Regions from separate parts of the Homo sapiens genome. Here all the other regions are linked to region 1. Evidence: read pairs that join two places in POLR2A ChIA-PET (ENCODE). Cell type or tissue: GM12878. All regions are shown on one strand. Region 1 holds the start of TINF2 (TERF1 interacting nuclear factor 2). Region 2 holds the start of PSME2 (proteasome activator subunit 2). Region 3 overlaps ADCY4 (adenylate cyclase 4). Region 4 holds the start of IRF9 (interferon regulatory factor 9).

Evidence for each region. Peaks named below come from ENCODE experiments on the same cell type or tissue, not always from the same donor. Only the 100,000 strongest peaks of a DNase experiment are listed, where the experiment ranks them.
Region 2: POLR2A ChIA-PET joins it to region 1 with 12 read pairs; 21 of 35 experiments call an interaction of 5 or more read pairs at or near these places.
Region 3: POLR2A ChIA-PET joins it to region 1 with 10 read pairs; 18 of 35 experiments call an interaction of 5 or more read pairs at or near these places.
Region 4: POLR2A ChIA-PET joins it to region 1 with 14 read pairs; 14 of 35 experiments call an interaction of 5 or more read pairs at or near these places.

Annotation. Positions count from the first base shown.
Region 1 is chr14:24,240,355-24,245,354 of GRCh38, forward strand. It overlaps TINF2 (TERF1 interacting nuclear factor 2), which reads right to left and starts at 2,269. Exons shown (of 9, transcript NM_001099274.3): 1 at 1,787-2,269; 2 at 1,536-1,640; 3 at 1,321-1,422; 4 at 850-957; 5 at 666-762; 6 at 65-521. The coding sequence starts at 1,978. RefSeq lists enhancers at 508-1,037, 1,698-1,917, 1,988-2,247, 2,418-2,717 and a silencer at 2,909-3,203. In GM12878, CTCF peaks have their summits at 1,958 and 2,705 (motif pointing right); DNase peaks (open chromatin) are centred at 2,327 and 2,697; H3K4me3 peaks cover 3,388 bases; H3K27ac peaks cover 2,354 bases.
Region 2 is chr14:24,144,427-24,149,426 of GRCh38, forward strand. It overlaps PSME2 (proteasome activator subunit 2), which reads right to left and starts at 2,184. Exons shown (of 11, transcript NM_002818.3): 1 at 2,108-2,184; 2 at 1,782-1,814; 3 at 1,284-1,346; 4 at 953-1,039; 5 at 817-847; 6 at 632-729; 7 at 1-42. The coding sequence starts at 2,155. RNF31 (ring finger protein 31) reads left to right here and starts at 3,072. Exons shown (of 21, transcript NM_017999.5): 1 at 3,072-3,464; 2 at 3,550-3,696; 3 at 3,832-3,987; 4 at 4,216-4,275; 5 at 4,375-4,450; 6 at 4,980-5,000. The coding sequence starts at 3,273. RefSeq lists silencers at 2,230-2,289, 2,990-3,079, 3,110-3,339 and enhancers at 2,600-2,669, 2,807-3,307, 2,854-3,148. In GM12878, no CTCF peak of the experiment used is centred here; DNase peaks (open chromatin) are centred at 2,385 and 2,995; H3K4me3 peaks cover 5,000 bases; H3K27ac peaks cover 3,579 bases.
Region 3 is chr14:24,329,597-24,334,596 of GRCh38, forward strand. It overlaps ADCY4 (adenylate cyclase 4), which reads right to left. Exons shown (of 25, transcript NM_001198568.2): 1 at 4,898-5,000; 2 at 3,195-3,392; 3 at 2,926-3,087; 4 at 2,192-2,341; 5 at 1,612-1,760; 6 at 1,422-1,533; 7 at 572-699; 8 at 264-422. Among named protein-coding and RNA genes, the nearest start is that of ADCY4, 3.0 kb to the right of the region's middle. RefSeq lists silencers at 4,112-4,211, 4,872-5,000. In GM12878, CTCF peaks have their summits at 2,747 (motif pointing left) and 4,191 (motif pointing right); a DNase peak (open chromatin) is centred at 2,735; H3K4me3 peaks cover 940 bases.
Region 4 is chr14:24,159,207-24,164,206 of GRCh38, forward strand. It overlaps RNF31 (ring finger protein 31), which reads left to right. Exons shown (of 21, transcript NM_017999.5): 19 at 658-754; 20 at 1,033-1,201; 21 at 1,314-1,449. The coding sequence ends at 1,367. IRF9 (interferon regulatory factor 9) reads left to right here and starts at 2,059. Exons shown (of 9, transcript NM_006084.5): 1 at 2,059-2,132; 2 at 2,938-3,118; 3 at 3,760-3,943; 4 at 4,172-4,302; 5 at 4,672-4,753; 6 at 4,857-4,928. The coding sequence starts at 2,939. RefSeq lists enhancers at 1,786-2,175, 3,165-3,224. In GM12878, a CTCF peak has its summit at 1,961 (motif pointing left); DNase peaks (open chromatin) are centred at 1,975 and 2,385; H3K4me3 peaks cover 2,973 bases; H3K27ac peaks cover 3,798 bases.

The sequences.
Region 1 (5,000 bases):
ATAGGATGAAGGGAAGGCAGGCAAAGAATGTGCTCCTAGTAAGAAGCAACTCTGTTCCACTCACTCCTTTTGCTCTGTGGCAGGCAAGTCAACTGGGTTCTCCTTCAGAGCCCTTCCCCCCAGGGTCTGGCATGGACTCTTAGACTTCCCAGTGGAGGCTGCTCTTGTGCCCATGGCTAGGTCTGCTGTGTATATCGCATGTTCTTCCTTGCTCTCAGGCTTAGATATGACCTGGGTTGGTGAGCCGAGATTCCTAAAGGGAAACAGCATGACTGTGGGGCGCTCCTTATGGCCTCCCCTAGTGGAGGCCCATTGGGACTGAACTCTTCGTCGGCCTAGAGGGGCCAGATTGAAGTGTCGGCCAGCTAGAGGTTCTGGGTGCGTCCTTGAAGATGGTCCCTGAGGAAGATGTGTGCCAGGCTTGGCTTTTGGCAGGGGATTGTGGAGTGCTAGTCTTTGTTGCTGAGGAGGATTCTGTTCCATGGGCTCAGCCAGGTTCACTGAGTCAGTAACAGAGCACTCTGAAAAAGAAAATGAGGCCCCTTATAAAGAGAACAGATAGTAACAGAATAACTGGTTTCTTATGCCCGGAGCCCATGGAACTATTCCAGTGGACTGCCTCAAAAGGTCTCAGGCTAAACACTACACCTCCAAATTCCTAGTACCTGGAAGCAGCCACCCCATGTCCACACCATATTGTCTCCAGGCAAGAGAAGAGGTGATAGAGACTCCAGGCTGCATCCAACTCAGCACATCCTGAAGCTGTGGGCAGGGACAGAGGTATGAAGACCACAATCCTTGAAACAGCCACCCCACACTCTGCCCTTACATGTTTTGCCCCAGCGAAACCTGCTGTGCCTGCGGTGTAGGCAGTGCTTTCTCCAGCTGACACAAGTACTCAAAAAGCAGCTTTTCCATGGCAGCCAGAAAGGGTTCCCCATACTCTTGTTCAAGTTCCTACAGCAGGGGAGATTAGGTCAAAAGTGGGTTAGTGGCCAGGCACGGTGGCTCACGCCTGTAATCCTGGCCATTTGGGAGGCCGAGGTGGGCGGATCACTTGAGGTCAGGAGTTCGAGACCAGCCTGGCCAACATGGTGAAACCCCATCTCTACTAAAATACAAAAATTAGCTGGGCATTTGTAATCCCAGCTACTCGGGAGGCTGAGGCAGGAGAATCGCTTGAACCCGGGAGGCAGAGGTTGCAGTGAGCCGAGATTGTGCCACTGCACTCCAGCCTGGGCGACAGAGCAAGATTCCTCAAAAAAAAAAAAAAATGGGTTAGAGAAAATAGCCACATAATAGCCTTCAAACCAGTCTCACCTGCAGCTTCGAGGCCAAATCCACAGGAGCCTCTGACAGCTGCTTCACCTGCTGGTAAAAAGTTTCCTGTGCCTCCAAAATCTTCCTCAGATCCTGCTTTGTCTGTTGAGGATACAGAAGACAGAGAAGTTAGCACCAACATCCAGTAGACAGGAGGAGCAACTTTGCTGCACCAAGTGTAACTGGGGTCAGGGCTTGTTCCGGGGATTACTCACAGCCTTGGGATCCCGCACTATAGGTCCAGATTCTGGAAAGTGGTGATTCAGGGCTTTCAGGACTTGGGCCCAAGGCCGGCCCTGCAGGATCAGCTCCACCACCACCTGTACGGTACTGAATTCAGAATCCCCACTTCGGGGCAAGCTGACCTTTTCCAACTAGTCTCATCCCCAAGCTGTGGGCCCTTGTCAGGTGCTCGCATCCCGCCCCTTTCTTTCTTTCCCCTTCCAGGTCCTACTTGCTCCAATACCTTGGCCTTTAGGCCCATACAAAGGCGTTCGTGGTGCCGGTAGCGAACCAAGCCAGGGGCAACAGCGCGCAGAGATCGCAGAAACTCCAGTACTCGCGGAAAATGTTCCACGCAGCGTCCGCGCACAACCTGCCAGCTAGCCGCGGCGGCGAAGCGTAGAGCTGCGGGACCCGCCACCAGGGGCGTAGCCATGGTCGGCGGGCTCCGCCCGGAGGCGGTCCCTCCGGGTTCCTCACCCGGATGGGTGAGGCTTTCCGATCACTCCTAGGGGCGGGGCTTCTGGCAACTCCCTGTCGCTCCGGTCTGTCGGCTCTGGGTACCTCGCGATCTGACTCGGCTCCCTTCCATCGGCCCCCAGAATTCTGGGGGAGGGGGTCTTCTGGCTCGGGCTGGAGGAGCCTGAGTGGAGAAGCTGACCGTCTCCAGTGGCACTGGGTCGCTCAGCTTTAAACGTCGCCGCTGTCTCGAGCCCGAGGGTGCCTCACTTCCGGCTCCGCTACTAGCTTCCCTTGCCCCGGAAAAGGGCGGTAAGAGGGAGCCAATGGGCGGCCACAGAGGGAACCGTGACGGTGCGTCAGAAGGCCACGCCCCAGCGGAGCTGTAGCTGCCCGCTTCCTGCACTCTCTGCCGGCTGACATGAGTTGGCGGCTGAGGCTGTCGTGGCCGCTGAGGCTGTTGTGGCCGTTCGTCTGGGTCCTCCCAGCCTTGCTTTCTTCGCGGAGCCTGCGGAGAAGCCCCGTCACTCCCGTGAGGCTCGACTTCCTAGTCTGTAAAACGAGGATCATGCCACCGCCCTTTCCCACTGTCTTCACCCATCGAAATTTAGTTCTTTAAATTCCAGACCCGAGCCGGCGTCTACAAAGCCTTCCCCTCTGCGCGCGTCGCTTCCAGTAGGAATTCGACTGTTCCTTTTATAAAACAGAAGAGGGCGCCCGCCCTTAAAAAATAAAATACAGGCTGGGCGTGGTGGCTTGTGTCTAATCCCAGCGCTTTGAGAGGCCGAGGCAGGAGGGTCACTTGAGCCCAGGAGCTCCAGACAAGCCTGGGCGACATGGTGAAACCCCTTCTCTGCTAAAAGTACAAAAATTAGCTGGGCGTGGTGGCAGGCGCCTGTAATCCCAGCTACTCGGGAGGCCGAGGCAGGAGAATCGCTTGAACCCAGTAGACGGGAGGTGGCAGTGAGCCGCGATCTTGCCTCTGCATTCCAGCCTGGGCGACAGAGGGAGAATCTCTCTCAAAGAAAAAAAAAAAAAAAAAAAGAGGAAGAAGAAGAAATAGAATACAGGCTGGGGGCACGGTGACTCACACCTGTAATCCCAGCACTCTGAGAGGCCGAGAGGGGAGGATCGATCCGCTTGAGCCCAGGAGTTCCAGACCAGACTGGATCACATGGCGATAACCTGTCTCTACTGAAAATCAAAAAAACTAGCCGGGCGTAGTGGCACGCCTGTAGTCCCAGCTACTCAGGAGGCTGAGTTGGGAGGATTGTTTGAGCCAGGGAGGTTGAGGCTTCAGTGACTGCACTCCAGCCTGAGTGATAGAGTGAGACGGGGTCTCACACACACACACAAATTAGTTTCTTGTTTTAGGATTCTGTTGTGCACTGAACTTGTCAGCCCCCTAATGTAATTGACTGCTCTCCTTGACTGTCTCTTCCACAGGCTTCCTGGTGCCTCTCATTTCCATCAGCAAGCACAGAACCTAACACACAGCTTACACTCCTTAATTGTTGGCTGGATTAGTTGCCTGCCTTGACCACCTTACAAGGATTTAGTGAAACTGCTCCGTCTTTAGCCCATGTCTTCCATTCCCAGAGATAATGGTTCACACATCCTTGTCTCCGCCCCGGATCAGTCTCAGCTGATCCGCACATTCGACTGCCCAAGAAACACCCAGTCCCAAAGTACCCCAAATTGGATATGTGTGAAATTCTAGTTATCTTCCTTTTTCCCTTTATTTATTCCTTCTCTAATGTTCTTTCTTTCTTATGTAGATATGAACTTCTGTTGTTTTACTTTTTTTTTTTTTTGAGACGGAGTCTCGCTCTGTCGCCCAGGCTGAAGTGCAGTGGCGCGATCTCAGCTCACTGCAAGCTCCGCCTCCTGGGTTCACGCCATTCTCCTGCCTCAGCCTCCCGAGTAGCTGGGACTACAGGCGCCCACCACCGCGCCCGGCTTTTTTGTATTTTTAGTAGAGACGGGGTTTCACCGTGGTCTGGATCTCCTGACCTCGTGATCCGCTCGCCTCGGCCTCCCAAAGTGCTGGGATTACAAGGCGTGAGCCACCGCGCTCGGCTCTTTTTTTTTTTTTGAGGTGGGGAGACAGTCTCGCTCTGTTGCTCAGGGTGGAGTGCAGTGATCTTGGCTCACTGCAACCTCTGCCTCCTGGGCTTAAGTGATCCTCCTGCCTCAGCCTCCAAAGTAACTGGGGCTACAGGCATGCACCACCATGCCTGGCTCATTTTTTTCTATTTTTTGTAGAGACAAGTCTTTGTTGCCCAGGCTGGTCTCGAATTCCTGGACTCAAGCGATCTTCCCACCTCGGCTTCCGAAAGTGTTGGGATCGCAGGCGTGAGCCACTGCACGCAGTCCCTGGCTAATTTTTTAAAAAATCTTTTTTGGTGGGTGTGGTGGCTCATGCCTGTAATCCCAGAACTTTGGGAGGCTGAAGTGGGAGGATCACTTGAGGCCAGGAGTTTGAGACCAGCCTGGGCAATACAGTGAGACCCTGACTCTACAAAAAAAAAAAAAAAGAAAAATATGTTTTGTAGAGAAGGGGTGTCTCTCTGTGTTGCCCAGCCCAGTCTATCTTCATTTTTTGTTTTTTGTATTTATCCTGCTTGCTGCTCTCTGAGCTTCCTGGATCTGTGTTTTGTGTCTGTCATTAATTTGGGGGAAATTCTCAGTCATTATTGCCACATTTCTTATGTTCCTTTATTTTCTTCTCTGCCATTCTGATTATGTGTATGCTACAGCTTCTATAATTGTCCTACAATTCTTGGATATTCTGTTCTTTTTCATTTTTTTTTCTCATTGCATTTCAGCTTTGGAAATTTCTGTTGACATTTCTTCAAGCGCACCATGTTCTTTGGCCATGTCCAGTCTATTGATGAGCCCATCACAGACATTCATCATTTCTGTTACAGTGGGTTTTTTTTGTTTTTTGAGACAATGTCTTGCTTTGTTGCTCAGGCTGGAATGCAGTGGCTCAATAT
Region 2 (5,000 bases), 96 kb before region 1:
ATCTTCAATCTTGGGGATCAGGTGTTGGATCCATGTAATCACCTGTGTTAAGAGGTATCATGTAAGAATCATTCAACAAACATACTGAGTTCTTCCTATTACTGTCACTTCCTAAAAAAAGTTATATTTAATTGGGTACTTATTACATACCAGGTACTGTGCCATGTATTTATTTCATGTAATCATCACAGCAACCTTCAGAGATATGTATTTATTGTACCCATTTAACAGATGAAAAAACTGAGTCACAGAATGTCTAAGTGACTTACTTAAGGCTACCAGCTAGGTAACTGATAGAATCACGATTTGAACCTAAGCAGTCTCTCTCTAGGGTCCAATCTTTTAAAACAATTCACTCACTATATCATACCACCTCTACTATGAACCCAATACAGCAGTAGGTTCTGAGGTTACAGAGTGGATACTGCACAGTCTCTAATTTTGGGGGTACCGTTGTGATAAGAGAGGTCTAACAGAACGAGGAGAACAAAGGGGATCTAAGCCCAAGGCACAGAAGGAAGTTTTCTTTTTCAGGACTAGGTCTCTGTATGAAGGACTTGTATCTACGGAGGAGTCCAGGGCCTCACCTTGTGTGTCTTCTCTTTCTGCTTCCCCCATTTCCCAGGCTTACCAGAATGCATTTCTCTTTGAGAGTCCAGACTTCTGGCTTAACCAGGGCAAGCAGGGACAGGACTTTCTCATTCCCAGGGAGAAATCCACACTTATGGACTGTGAGAAAGAGGGGATTCAGGCCCTTTCTCATCCAGTAGTCAGTGTGCCATCACCCCTTCCCTAGTCACCTCTTATCTCTCTTACCTTCTTTCTTCTCCTGCTTATCTGTTTCCATCTAAGGCAAAAAGGGGGGAAAGTAGCTTTAGAAAAGTCACAGAGGTTGAAGGGCTATCTTCTCCATTGGGTTTATAGTCCAAGTCCTGCACCCTGAGTGCCTCACCTCATCATCCTTGGGTGGAGGGTCTGGGATGGGGATGTCCAGTGGGGCCCGGAGGGAAGTCAAGTCAGCCACATTGAGGGAGTCCTCCTGCACAGAGCTCACTGTCAAGGGCTGCCCAACCTCTTCCCTTCATCCTAGGTCACAGCCTTCCCTCCATACATCCCACTTGCACTCTGCCTCCCAACCTAGGCTCATGCCTCACGCCATCCTAATGTTCCTAATCCACTATTTGAAACTATTCTCTGCATGCTGAATCCAGTTGTTAGCTAGAGAGGGTGGGCAAAGGGGATAGAGGACATAGGATGGGGCAGAAGGGGCCCACACTACTCACTTGCAAGAGCTGATTCAGGTATATGATTTTCTGTGGCAAGAATCTGTAGAGGAATTCCTCAGCCTGTGGGTTACATTGCAAGGGAGGGGAATCACAGAATATGCTCAATGAGATGTCTGACAAATGGAACTGGAAGGGCCTTTGGAAATCACTGGGTCCAAGACTTGCAAATGAGGAAACTGAAGACCTGAAAATGAAAGGACTTGCCCAAGCTGGTAAATGGCAGAACGAAGGTTAGGACTGTGATATTCCTGCTTTGGAAGCCATGGTTTTTTTCCTCCACATCAAAAGACGGGAGAAGTGCCAGAAGTCGGGAGAGTCATAAGAAAGGTCAGATTAAAGGTAGCTATCAATAATTCCGGGGTTACTTTGGGTGAAGGCTTGGTAAGGGAAGTAGGGTTAAGTCTAGGGTGACTTGGGGGGGTCATTCTGAGAGGCTGTTATCCTCAAGTATTGGTCCAAGATTCTGGGTCAAATCGCTCAAATCCAGAGACTTACCTCCTGGAAAAGATTCTGTCTGAAGACCTCCACCTACACAGAGAGCAGTACCCGGATGTTGGTTAAGGGTCTGGGTTGTCAAAAGCTTCCACCCACAACAGGGTGCCCTCGAACTGTGGCTCAGGCCTTTCTCACCACAAACTAGCTTTCCCTGGAAGCTCCTGCTCACTGCAGTCAGAAGGCAGGAATCTGGGAATCCCCGAGAAGTGAAGGCACTAGCGAGATTGGGGGAGTTCTCTGGCACTGCTTGGTCCCCTGAACCACCCAGCTTGGCCTCCACCCAAGAGGGTTCTATGACCCCTTCCTGGCCTCCGATTCCCCATTACCTGTTTGCGGGCTTCCCCGCTCAGGCGCACCCCACACGGCTTGGCCATGCTGCTTCAGTCGCTAGATCTCTGGTCTCCCGGCTAGTCGCCCGGGCTTTCGCTTTCACTCCCCAGGTCCAGGCCCGCCCCCCTCAACCCCGCCCCCTTTCTTCTTTCCGCCCCCCTCCTCCCGCTGGCAGGCCGCAAGCAGTAGGTAGCCCCTCAGCCATTCCCAGCCAGTTGCCACTAGGAGAGGCGGTGCTGGCTGGGTCACAGTCCAGGGGCTGCCCGAGGGAGGGGCTAGGGTAAGTGGGACCGCGGAGACTGGAGCGGGGGCTGTCCCTCGGAGAGGGGCGGGGCTTATAGCTAGGGCCAACTGGAAGTCCAGGGTTGGGGTAAGAGAGGTGGGAGTATGGCAAAGGGGGTATTCAGTGGCGGGGCTCCCCCAAGAAGGCTCGACCGCAAGTAGCGGACGGAGAGAGATCAGAGCGAGTGGGAGGGGCAGCCAGAGGGAGCGCCTGGGGTGGAGAAGGACTAGCAGCTCTTAGAAGAGAGCGGGCAGGGGTTGGGTGAGGGTCTTCCCTCTGCCTTCAGGACAGACCGGAGATGGGGCGGGACTCGCTCGAGAGGGGTTAGGGCCGGCCAGAGTCGGTTCCCCTGCAGGGTGGGACTTCCTCGGTGAGGCCCGGAGCGTACCGGACTGGTCCAGCTAGAAAAAGAAAGGTTTTGAGCTGAATAGGATAACCCCGCGCCTGCGGCTATCCGGAAGGGGTGGAACCAGATTGGGGGAAGGCGGGGAAGAGCGCTTGACTGAGGGAAGATGCTGGCGCGCTCTGAGGGAGGAGCCAGGAGCCATTTGCCTTCTCATTGGTTGGGACCTGGCCCTCCCTCTTGGCCGCGCCCCCTGGTTTCCTGACACCGCTCCAACCTTAACCTTAAGCCCCGCCCGTTCCTCCGAAATTGGGTCGCAGTCCCACCCTCTCTCCTAGTACTTCCTGTTCTCGGCTAACCCTGGCGCTGGGCCGGGGGCTGGAGAGTGACCGTGGTCTGAGTGACCTGGGGCGGCTGCGTGGGCCGGGGTGGGCCTCAAAGCCGGGCACCAGACGGGAGGGGCGGCGCTCGGGCCGCGCGCTGCCCGCGCCGGGTCCTGGCGGGCGGCGAGGCTGGGGCTGACTCCTGCCTCAGGATGCCGGGGGAGGAAGAGGAGCGGGCCTTCCTGGTGGCCCGCGAGGAGCTGGCGAGCGCCCTGAGGAGGGATTCCGGGCAGGCGTTTTCCCTGGAGCAGCTCCGGCCGCTACTAGCCAGCTCTCTGCCGCTAGCCGCCCGCTACCTGCAGCTGGACGCCGCACGCCTTGTCCGCTGCAACGCTCATGGGGAGGTGAGGCCCGGCCCCGCTTGGAAGGGGGACACCAGGGCCTGAGGCCCAGGCCACGCTCACACCTCTCTGCTCTCCTTGCTCCCAGCCCCGAAACTACCTCAACACCCTGTCCACGGCTCTGAACATCCTGGAGAAATACGGCCGCAACCTTCTCAGCCCTCAGCGGCCTCGGTACTGGCGTGGTGTCAAGTTTAATAACCCTGTCTTTCGCAGCACGGTGGATGCTGTGCAGGTGAATCCCCTGGCCTTATGGGAGAGGGGGCTGGGGTTTGGCTAGAAAAGGCCTGAGGTTGTGCTGAATGGGAAGGGGTCCAGCCCTACTAGGCAGGAAACCTCCTGGGTGGTGACTCGTTTGAATGTGTGGCAGGGGGGCCGAGATGTGCTGCGATTATATGGCTACACAGAGGAGCAACCAGATGGGTTGAGCTTCCCCGAAGGGCAGGAGGAGCCAGATGAGCACCAGGTTGCTACAGTCACACTGGAAGTACTGCTGCTTCGGACAGAGCTCAGCCTGCTATTGCAGGTGAGATGCTCCTCTAGTCTTGATGGACTTATGCACCAGGGCTGGGGAGCCCAGCCTAACTCAAGTAAGTTTGAGGACCCCCGTGCTGCTGAACTATGGGCATAGTTCAGCATTCTGGGAGCTCCGGGTACTGATTTTCCTTCTGTGAATGTTAAGGGACCAGGGCTTAGAGGGAGGGCTTTGTTCTAGGGGTCTAGCTGGAAACCGTTTTTATCTGTATTATTGCAGAATACTCATCCAAGACAGCAGGCACTGGAGCAGCTGTTGGAAGACAAGGTTGAAGATGATGTAAGGAAGGCAGGAAAGGGGCTGGTGTACAAAGGAAACAGGAATTGTGAGACTCTGTGTCCCTAAACCCTTATTCATTCCCTGCCCTTTCTTTTTCAGATGCTGCAGCTTTCAGAATTTGACCCCCTATTGAGAGAGATTGCTCCTGGCCCCCTCACCACACCCTCTGTCCCAGGTATTATTGGTCCTAAATTGGGGACCAGGTAGGAAGCTATATTGATGGAAATTTGGGATGCTCCTCTGTCTTCTTGGTTATCTTCCTTTGTGTTTGTTTGTTTTGAGACGGAGTTTTGCTCTTGTTGCCCAGGCTGGAGTGCAATGGTGCGATCTCCGCTCACCGCAACCTCCACCTCCCGGGTTCAAGCGATTCTCCTGCCTCAGCCTCCCGAGTAGCTGGGATTACAGGCATGCGCCACCGCGCTCGGCTAATTTTGTATTTTTGGTAGAGATGGGGTTTCTCCATGTTGGTCAGGCTGGTCTGGAACTCCTGACCTCAAGTGATCCACCCACCTCAGCCTCCCAAAGTGCTAAGATTACCTGCATGAGCCACCACGCCCGGCCTCTTTGTTTTTTAAAAGAGATTAAAATTGTTTCCTTGGGTCCAGATGTTTAAAAAGTAGTCTTGTGATTTGCCCCCATCCACAGCAGATTCAGATGTAGCCTGGTCTTTTTTGGAAAGATGTTCCATCTCTCCTGCCCTCCAGGCTCCACTCCTGGTCCCTGCT
Region 3 (5,000 bases), 89 kb after region 1:
ATCACCCCCATGGCTCCTAGAACTGACAAACATCTCATGTCTTTTAAAGATCGTTCCTGGATGTCTGACTTCAAGAAAGAGCCTGTGTTACAGGAGGTGCCTCCCAGCTCCCCTCCCTGCACCCTAGGATCTCCCAAGCCCCATATGGGACTTATCTTAAGGTACTCATCTTGTGCTTATCTTAAGGAACTAATGAAAGGATGGCAGCCTGTGGTAGGCCTGGTTGGCCTTCTGCTGTAGCTGCCTAGGGCCCTAGGTCTCACCCTGGTACACCGCCTGCCTCCATGTGGTTAGCCAGTGTGACATCATGTGACCAAACGTCGTACTGCCACTTCTGCAGCCCGATGACTCCACACAGTACGCTGCCTGAGTGCACGCCCACACGCATGTTGATGTCCACGCCAGTGGCTGCCCGCAGTTTCCTGAGCAGTGTGTGTGTGGGACAATCTGAGTCCTACCCTCAGCCCTGCCTGTGAGACACCCCAGATTCTCACAAAGAGGACTTCTGTCAGCTGCCTGCTGCCCCCCACATCCACCCTCAGCATTCCTCTTGACCACCGCCTGAGCTGACCTGATGGCCCGGCACATGTCCAGGCCCATGCGCACGCAGTTGATGGCATGGTCTGGCAGTGAGAGTGGCAGCCCAGAGACACAGTAGTAACAGTCCCCCAGGATCTTGATCCGCATGCATTCATGCTCCTGGGAGTGTGTATGTGGGTGTGCAGAGGAACCTGGTTAGAGGTCAGAAGGGTAGGAGGGAGTTGGGAAAAGTGGGCAGCGAGCGGGGTATTCCTGAAGAACTTCCAAGGTGGGGTAGTGTCTAGATCAGATCTAGGGACTCCTTTCACTTGATATGGGGCTAACTGTCTTTCATACAGATCTCTTTCTCAGAAGAGTTTCCCCAAGGGCTGGATGGCTGTGGCTCTTTCCACTTTTGGCATGTTGAAGGGGGTACCCAGAGTTGAGTACGTGGTAGTGGTCTCAGGATTGAGAGGTTGGGGGGAATCCAAGAATTGGTTGCTTGGAGGCATCCCTGGAGTCTAAGCAGGTTGCTGGGCTGAGGTTGCATAGGGCAGAAATTTCTCTTGGAAGGGCCTCCTAAGGTTAGAATATCAGAACGTCTCTATAGATTTGGTTGTAGTGTCCAGAGACACATATGTGGGGGCTCTGAGCATGTTTGGGGCATTGTACTTGGGACATCTGTGGCGATATTGAGGGATCTCTGTAGGTTTGAGGTGTGTGGTGAGCAGCTTCATGACTGGGAATGTTTGAGAGGGTTTCCTCCTTCCACTGGAATATCTGGGGGCCTGCATGCACTGAAGTGGGCCTGGGATCTTATAAGGTGGGAGTTTCCCTTGGAAGGGGCTACCCAGGATGGGATGTTTGAGGGTCCCTGGGTGGGGAGGGAAGTCTTCTCTGACCTTGGCAATCTGGTCGAACTTGCCAAAGAGCTCATTGAGCATGAGCACCAGCTCCTTAGGGGAACACTCGCTGGCCAGCCGCGTGAAGCCCACGATGTCAGCATACAGCACGCTGCATAGGGCAGACTGTGTCAGCAGGGCCAGGGTCTTAGCCCACAGGCCCCTCCCCTCCAGCCATTCTTCCTCATACCTGACTCCCTGGTGCCTCTTGACATAGAGGCTGTGGAAATTGTTAGTGCTCTCTGGCCGTGACCCCTGTCCTGCCTGCAGCCGTGCCATGATCTCTGCCTTCATCTCTCGGGCCAGGTAGGCAGGAAGGATGGACAAGAGAAGGTGTTCCTGGAAGAGGTCACCATGAACACCAACTCTTCTGCACCCTAAAGCCAGGAGGCCCTGTCCCCCAAATCACTCAGGAGCCCACACTGCCCATCCTAGGTGCTCCCCAGGGTGCTCCCCCAGGTCCTCCCGCTGCACACAGCAGGGCCCCAGCACTCCATCCTACACTGATCACCTTTAGTGACTAAACTCCCAGTATCAACACCTGAATGGGAGTTCACTTAATATCATAATGCTCTAAAGTGCTTTTTATAAGCTTTGGTTTGTTTGAGCCTCACAACCTTCTAAGATGGGCAATACCCACATTTTATACAAAAGAGGAAACAGGTCAAGAAACCTGCCCAGAGTCACTCAACTTGTGGAGGAGCCCCGTTATGTAATCTAAGCAACTCCTCCCTCGGAGCGCTGCTCTGACCTTCCTAGGCCCGGCTGACCTGGTGCTTCTTCTCGGTGTCCAGCCGCCGGCGTGAGTGCAGGGAGCTGAGTGCCTCCCGGAACGTGGCCCGCAGGGCGCGCTCCATCAGCGCCTTGTGGTACACTCCTGCCACGTTCCCGCACAGGAACAGCACTGCGTTTGCTGCCAACTGTGGGTGAAGGCCAGCCTCAGAGGGCGCGGGACCCGGGTGCTTGTCGTGTGTAGTTGGAGTTGGTCTCAAAGACTGGCTGGGGAAGACTGGGCTTTACAGTGAGGGACCTAACTATTGTGGGACAAGTGGTGCCACACTGTGGCATCCCTAGGGACGTTTCCCTTCCCAGATGCTCCCTCCTCCAGACTCTCGGCTGCTTCACCAACACGACCTCTTAGGTCTGGAAACGTTTGCAGGTAGGTTTCTTGTGCTTGGAATACCACTCCACTGTCGCTACCCACTCCCATCGCACAAAACTTTTTTTTTTTTTTTTTCATTCTCTGTCAAGGTTTCATTAACCACATCTGTTGTCCCCGGGGTAAACCACGACACGACTCCCTTCCGTGTGGCCTGGATCCCTCTTCTGGTAACAGCAGGCATTGCATCACACTGTTGTACCAGCTCTGCGAAAGCACGGTTGGGTATCCTGCGCCCAGCGTTGCACCTTGACTTGGAGTCACAGCTCAACAACCCCCTAAAAGGAGCCTACTAGCACGTGGCAGAGCCGTCCTGAGCGCAGCCTGTGCTACTTGCGTGCTCACCTGCGGCAGCAGTGCAGGCCGTGAGTCCGGCTGTGGCCCAAGATACAGCCCGAGGACCAGCAGATGCGAGAGTGAGGAGGCGAGGCCCGCGACGGCGGCGTCCCGCATGCCCAAGGGCAGCATGGCATACGCCGTGAAGATGACGAAGAGAAAATAGGACACCTGGGGGCGGGGCGCGGGAAGCCGAAGGCCCAAGTGGGGCTATTCAAGGCCTGGTGAGGGATCGAAGCCCGGGCCGTCCCCGCTGCCCCGCCTGCCGCCCCTCTCACCTGGTCCCAGGCGCTCACCACGCCCCCGGTGAACAGGAAGGCGTGGCCTAGCGCTAGCAGCGCGACCCATACCAAGCCGGACAGGGGACGCGTCCAGCGCTGCAGTCGCTGCTCCCGGGAAGCGAGGCCCAGCAGCAGCGAGAAGCCGCCCAGCGCGCACAGCACAGTGGTCAGGAAGCTCGGGTCTGAGGTCAGCTCCTGTGGGCAGGGGTGTGTGAGGCAAGATTGTGACAGGGAGAAGGAACGAACCTGATAAAGGAAAAGCCAGCAGCCCAGCCCCTCAGCCCAGTTCTGAAAGGTGTCTCAAGCCTAAGTACGAAAAGGAGGCAAGGCACCTCCGCTTGCCATTCACTTTAGGTTGAACCATTTGAAATTGCTTGTGTCCTACTGCTTTTATCTAGACTCAGCAGTCTCGTATGGTTTTTGTTGGTTGGTTGGTTTGTTTTTTGAGACAGAGTCTTGCTCTGTCGCCCAGGCTGGAGTTCAGTGGCGCGATCTCGGCTTACTGCAACCTCTGCCTCCCGGGTTCAAGTGATTCTCATGCCTCAGCCTCCCGAGTAGCTGGGATTACAGGCTCCCGCCACCACGCCCAGCTAATTTTTTTTTTTTTGTATTTTTAGTAGAAGACAGGGTCTCGCCAAGTTGCCCAGGCTGGTCTCGAGCTCCTGGGCTCAAACGATCTCCCGCCTTGGCCTCCCAAAGTGCTGGGATTACAGGCGTGAGCCACAGCGCCCAGCCTCCTGTTGTCCAACCTATTATCTTGCTGGGACAGCTACCCAGAAGATCTGGCTCCCATCCCCTATTTGTTTCTGAGCCTCAGTTTTCTTATCTGTCAAACGGGAACCAAAGCGTCATGAAGCAAGTGAAAGATAGATCCAAGCTCACAAGGAGGCACTTCGGAATGAATGTCTCCAAATCTGGCCAATTTGCTCGGGAGATTCCCGGAGCCGGGGACCGCGGCCGGCAGCTTGAAGGGCGGCGCGAGGCAGCGCTCGAGCAGCAGGGGGCGCCAGGACCCGCGGCGTCCCGCACCTCCCTGGCCACCAGGGCTGCGATCTCGCCACCTGCCTCAACTCCAAGCAGAAGCTGCACAGCCGTCCCAGCATTTTGTCCCCACCTCTTCCCGGATTTAGGCGTGGACCAGCAAGGATTGGCCGCGCCCGGTGATTTTCCCACCTTGCCTCCAAGCAGTGAAAAGAAAACCAGGGGCAGGCCATTTCTAGAATTGGATTGAAGACCTTCTTCCTCCCCAAACAGAAACTGGACATGGGTTTACTTTGGGACTCAGTGAGAGCCCGGTGGAGGGTGCCTTCTGGGAGTCTGTGGGTACAACTGCTCTACATCCCCTAAGAGGGAGAGAAAGGCAGGAAATGAATTCCCCAGGGGCCTCCTAGAATTTCCCCTTTGGAAAACTGGAAAATCCGGTGATGGATTTATTGTAGAACCCGTAGACCACGGATGTTCATAAAGTCTGTCAGAACCCGGACAGAAACGAGAAGCATCCAGGACTCAGCTTTCTCCCTGAGCAGACCCAGAAGGGTAGAGTGACTTGCCCAGGGTCACTGCAGTTCCTAGCCAGGCTCAATGGTCCTTTCTTTCTCTGCTCCCAGCAACGAAAACACATCGAAAAGAAGACCCCACAAACCCCAACCCCGAAAATGCTCCCCAGGTAGAGACCCTCCCGCAGCAGAGGCTCGGCTCACCCTGCCGCTGGCCCAGGCCACTGCGAGCAGCGCCGCGAGCGCACAGAGCACGATCCCCAGCAGCAGCAGCAGCAGCGGGTACTGCTGGCTCAGGCTGTAGTAG
Region 4 (5,000 bases), 81 kb before region 1:
TGTGGTGGCAGGCACCTGTAATCCCACCTACTCGGGTGGCTGAGGCAGGAGAATCACTTGAACCCGGGAGGTGGAGATTGCAGTGAGCCAAGATTGCGCCATTGCACTCCAGTCCAGCCTGGGCAACAAGAGTGAAACTCCATCTCAAAAAAAAAAAAAAAAAAAACCAGAGGTAGCCAATAGCCAGGAGTGGTGGTGGCTCACACCCATAATCCCAGCACTTTGGGAGGCTAAGGCAAGAGGATTACTTGAGCCCAGGAGTTTGAGACCAGCCCAAACAACATAGTGAGACCCTGTCTCTATTTAAAAAATAAAAATAAAAAAAAGAGGTAAGATCTTCCGATAATAAGTTAACTAGTCAAGAGATAAATAACAACCAAAAAAAAAAAAAAAAAAAAAACACTATCTCAAGAGGGTATGTGTTTATGAGCCAAAAGCCAGCTTGGATAAAAGTAGGGACAAGGTCCCTGCCTCTGTATCAGATGGTCTGCCGTTGACGGCACCTCTGAGTACCCACCAGCACCACTGGGAAAGCAGGAGTTGCTGTGCTCGGTCCCTTCCTTGGAGGCTGCCTTCCCTGCCTTGTGGATATCCCAGTTCTGGAGCTTTGTGGTCATTGGCCTCCCAACAGAGGCTCCCTTCTTCCCTCACCTTTAGGCGGCTGCCGAGTGATAGAGCAGAAGGAGGTTCCCAATGGGCTCAGGGACGAAGCTTGTGGCAAGGAAACTCCAGCTGGCTATGCCGGCCTGTGCCAGTGAGTGCCAGCAGGACATGGGCATGGTGTTGGGCAGTGGGTAGAAGTGGTGAGGGCATGCCCAGGCAGTAAAATGGGTCCTTGGGAGCAGTAGGTCTTGCAGTGGGTGGGAGGGAGGAGGCTTTCTGGGCAAGGGCATGGGTAGATAGTAGCAGGCAGTGTGGGCACAGGTGGGTTGTTAATCTTGTTCGTCCAGGTGTCTCAGAGTCCAGCTATGTTAGACACACTCAGTTAATATTAGCCAACACAACAAATATTCTGCTCCCTTTTCTCCCCAGGGCACACTACAAAGAGTATCTTGTGAGCCTCATCAATGCCCACTCGCTGGACCCAGCCACCTTGTATGAGGTGGAAGAGCTGGAGACGGCCACTGAGCGCTACCTGCACGTACGCCCCCAGCCTTTGGCTGGAGAGGATCCCCCTGCTTACCAGGCCCGCTTGTTACAGGTATAGCCTCCACCCAGCCTCATCTCTTAACCCACCCTACAGAAGTCACCTGGTGCTGACTGTGTCTGAGCTCCAGGCTTCCAATATCATTACCTTCTCTCTCCTTCTGCAGAAGCTGACAGAAGAGGTACCCTTGGGACAGAGTATCCCCCGCAGGCGGAAGTAGCTGAGGGCAAGGGTCCCGATGAGGGTCCCATGGCCTGCTCCCTCAGGAACAGCTCCAGCACCAATAAAGAGGCATCTTACCACCCAGGCTTCTTGGTGGTCCTTCTTCCTGGTGCCACCATCTAGGGGCACCAGGGAAAGAGCGGGGTGAACAGAGCTTTGCTGAAAAGGGCCCCCTGCAACCTAGTGCCTGACCCTCCCTGGACTCAGGACCAGGAAGGAGTTGACACCCTGGATGGTCAAGGGAGGCCCTCCCCATCCAGCAGCCTGGCCTGGGCTTCCTCCCTCCCTGCCTCCTTTTTTCCTTTCATAGAATTTGACTGGTATTTGAAGTCACCCAATATGTATCAGGTGGGCACTGTGGGGGAATGCAGATGCACAGGTGTACACAGCAGTCCAGAGGTCCCAGGCCTGACTCCAGGAAACTGGCCTCCCTGGGGAAGCCACGGTGTCACCCAGAGGTCAGATAGAAGCAAGAGTATCTGAGGGAGGCAGGGGAATGAGCCAGGCTGGAGCTGAGCCAGCAGGGCAGGGCCCCCCTGCTGCGACAGTGGCATCCTGATAGTGAGATGCTCAGATGCTGCTGCCCTCTAGTGGCCGCCAGTTCCCTGCAACTCAGACCACGTGATTTCTGGGAAAAGGCCCTCCCTGGAGGAGAACTGAAACTTAGGGTGGGGACTGTAGAAAGGGGCGGAGAGATCAGCCGCCCAGCCAGGAGTTAAGCTGAGGTCGTCTGAGCCCTGCGACAGCCTGGACAGCAACTCAGGTAAGATCAGCCAAGGATGGGAGTCAGCCTGGGATCTAGGGCTAGAAAGTCCAGCCAGATTGAGGGCAGGGGGTCCTAGGGGTCGCTCTGTTAGACTGAGGGATAGACAGAAGATCTCTTAAGTCAGGAAGTGGGAGATTCAGCCTGAGAGTGAGACTGACAAGGGCCAGCTCCCCAGACCCTTGTAGGCAAAGGTCAGGAGGACCTACTGCTGGATTGTTCAAGGAAGAAGGCTCCTGGCCCCAGCCTCAGTGGACCATTTGTTTCCTTGCCATCTGGCCCTGCCCACTTCTGCTGCAGCTCCAACCCCACCCCTACTTCCTGCCCCACCTACTCCTGGGGCCGGCAGGGGGTGGGGGTCAGGCTAGGTTGTGTAGGCTGTGGGGCGGTGGGTGAAGAGCCTGATGGATCTCAGCAGAACCTACCTCTGCTGATGCTCGGGAATCTAGACAGGGCCTGTCACCAGGAACGATCACCAAAGGAATTCTTTTGTAAACAATACATCTCTGAAAAGTCCTAAAATTAAGACCAGTGCCCAAGGTTTCCTTCCAGGTATCACAGCTTAGAGTGCTAAAAACAATGTTTTGGGGGGTTTTGTTGTTGTTGTTGTTGTTTGTCACTGCTAGTGATGGCAGAAAGGAAACAATTCTGTCCCATAGAGTGTTGAAATGTGTTTGGAGCTAAAAGAAGATGGATGGGATCTCTGGGACCTGTTGCCAGAATCTAGTCTCAATGGCCAGGGTCTCAGGAGATGTTCCCTCCCAAAGTGTCAGTTCTGATGCATCCTGCTCCTATTATCCCCCAGGATGGCATCAGGCAGGGCACGCTGCACCCGAAAACTCCGGAACTGGGTGGTGGAGCAAGTGGAGAGTGGGCAGTTTCCCGGAGTGTGCTGGGATGATACAGCTAAGACCATGTTCCGGATTCCCTGGAAACATGCAGGCAAGCAGGACTTCCGGGAGGACCAGGATGCTGCCTTCTTCAAGGTGAAAGGGCCTGGAAACCACTGTTCCTCTGTGTGTGGGATGGTGTATACACACTGGTACACTCATCCTCGAGCACTTGCGTCTGCCTGGGTTTCAGATAAGGGACAGATTGGAGAGGAAAACTAGCTGCATCATTTGCAGAGTCCAGTACAAAATGAAAATGTGGAGGCCTTGTTCAAAAATTTTAGGGATATTGGCCAGGCACGGTGGCTCACGCCTGTAATCCCAGCACTTCGGGAGGCCAAGGTGGGTGGATCACGAGGTCAAGAGATCAAGACCAGCCTGGCCAACATGGTGAAACCCTGTCTCTACTAAAAATACAAAACTTAGCTGGGCCTAGCGGTGCATGCCTGTAGTCCCAGCTACTCGGGAGACTGAGGCAGGAGAATCGCTTGAACCAGGGAGGTGGAGTTGTAGTGAGTCGAGATCGCACCACTGCACTCCAGCCTGGTGACAGAGTGAGACTCTGTCTCAAAAAAAAAAAAAAAAAATTTCCAAGGATTTCAAGATGGCAACGCAGAGCACAGACCCTGCATAATCCCTTCTGAGCTCAGAGCTGCACGCCTGTAAAGCCAGTCCTATTGGAGGGGCAGGTGGAGCCTGTAACACACTGCCTCTTCTTCCCTTGCTTTCTTTCCTAGGCCTGGGCAATATTTAAGGGAAAGTATAAGGAGGGGGACACAGGAGGTCCAGCTGTCTGGAAGACTCGCCTGCGCTGTGCACTCAACAAGAGTTCTGAATTTAAGGAGGTTCCTGAGAGGGGCCGCATGGATGTTGCTGAGCCCTACAAGGTGTATCAGTTGCTGCCACCAGGAATCGTCTCTGGTGAGTTTCCCCTTGTCCAACCACTGCTAGACTCAGCAGACTGGGGAGGAAGGATAGATGTGCAGGCTTCCCCCAGGCTTATAGCTCTGCCCTGTCCATGCCCTTGGGGGGCTGCAACCCAGGTTTCCCTTCCTAGACCTGCCCATCCTTCACTGCCTCAGACCTCTCCTTCACCCTCTGTCCTTGCTCAAGACCCTGACCTTTCTCTGTCCCTCAACAATTCCACAGGCCAGCCAGGGACTCAGAAAGTACCATCAAAGCGACAGCACAGTTCTGTGTCCTCTGAGAGGAAGGAGGAAGAGGATGCCATGCAGAACTGCACACTCAGTCCCTCTGTGCTCCAGGACTCCCTCAATAATGTAAGAGATGGAGAGGGAACTGGGTGGGCCTAAGGGCAGGACAGTAACCAGAGGGAGAGGTGGGCCAATGAAAGACACTGTGTCTTGGGAGGCCGAGGCTGGCAGATCACGTGAGGTCAGAAGTTCGAAACCAGCCTCGACCAACATGGTGAGAACCCGTCTCTACTAAAAATACAAAAATTAGCTGTGCGTTGTGGCATCTGCCTGTAATCCCAGCTACTCAGGAGGCCGAGGCAGGAGAATCGCTTGAACCGGGGGGCGGAGATAGCAGTGAGCCGAGATCGCGCCACTGCACTCCAGCCTGGGCAACAAGAGTGAAACTCTGTCTCAAAAAAAGAGAAAAAAAATAAAAAGACACTGTGTCCGCAGGAGGAGGAGGGGGCCAGTGGGGGAGCAGTCCATTCAGACATTGGGAGCAGCAGCAGCAGCAGCAGCCCTGAGCCACAGGAAGGTACCACCTGCCCTGCCTCTTGTGTCGTCCCCCATGCCACACCCTCTGGCCCAAGACTCCCCAGTCCCACTCTGAATGACCAGTGCCTTTGCTTCCCTTCCAGTTACAGACACAACTGAGGCCCCCTTTCAAGGGGATCAGAGGTCCCTGGAGTTTCTGCTTCCTCCAGAGCCAGGTACGTGGCATTTCTGACTTTCTCCTGTGCCCTGTGCCCCTGAGGTCTTCCACCTTTGACTATGCATGCATT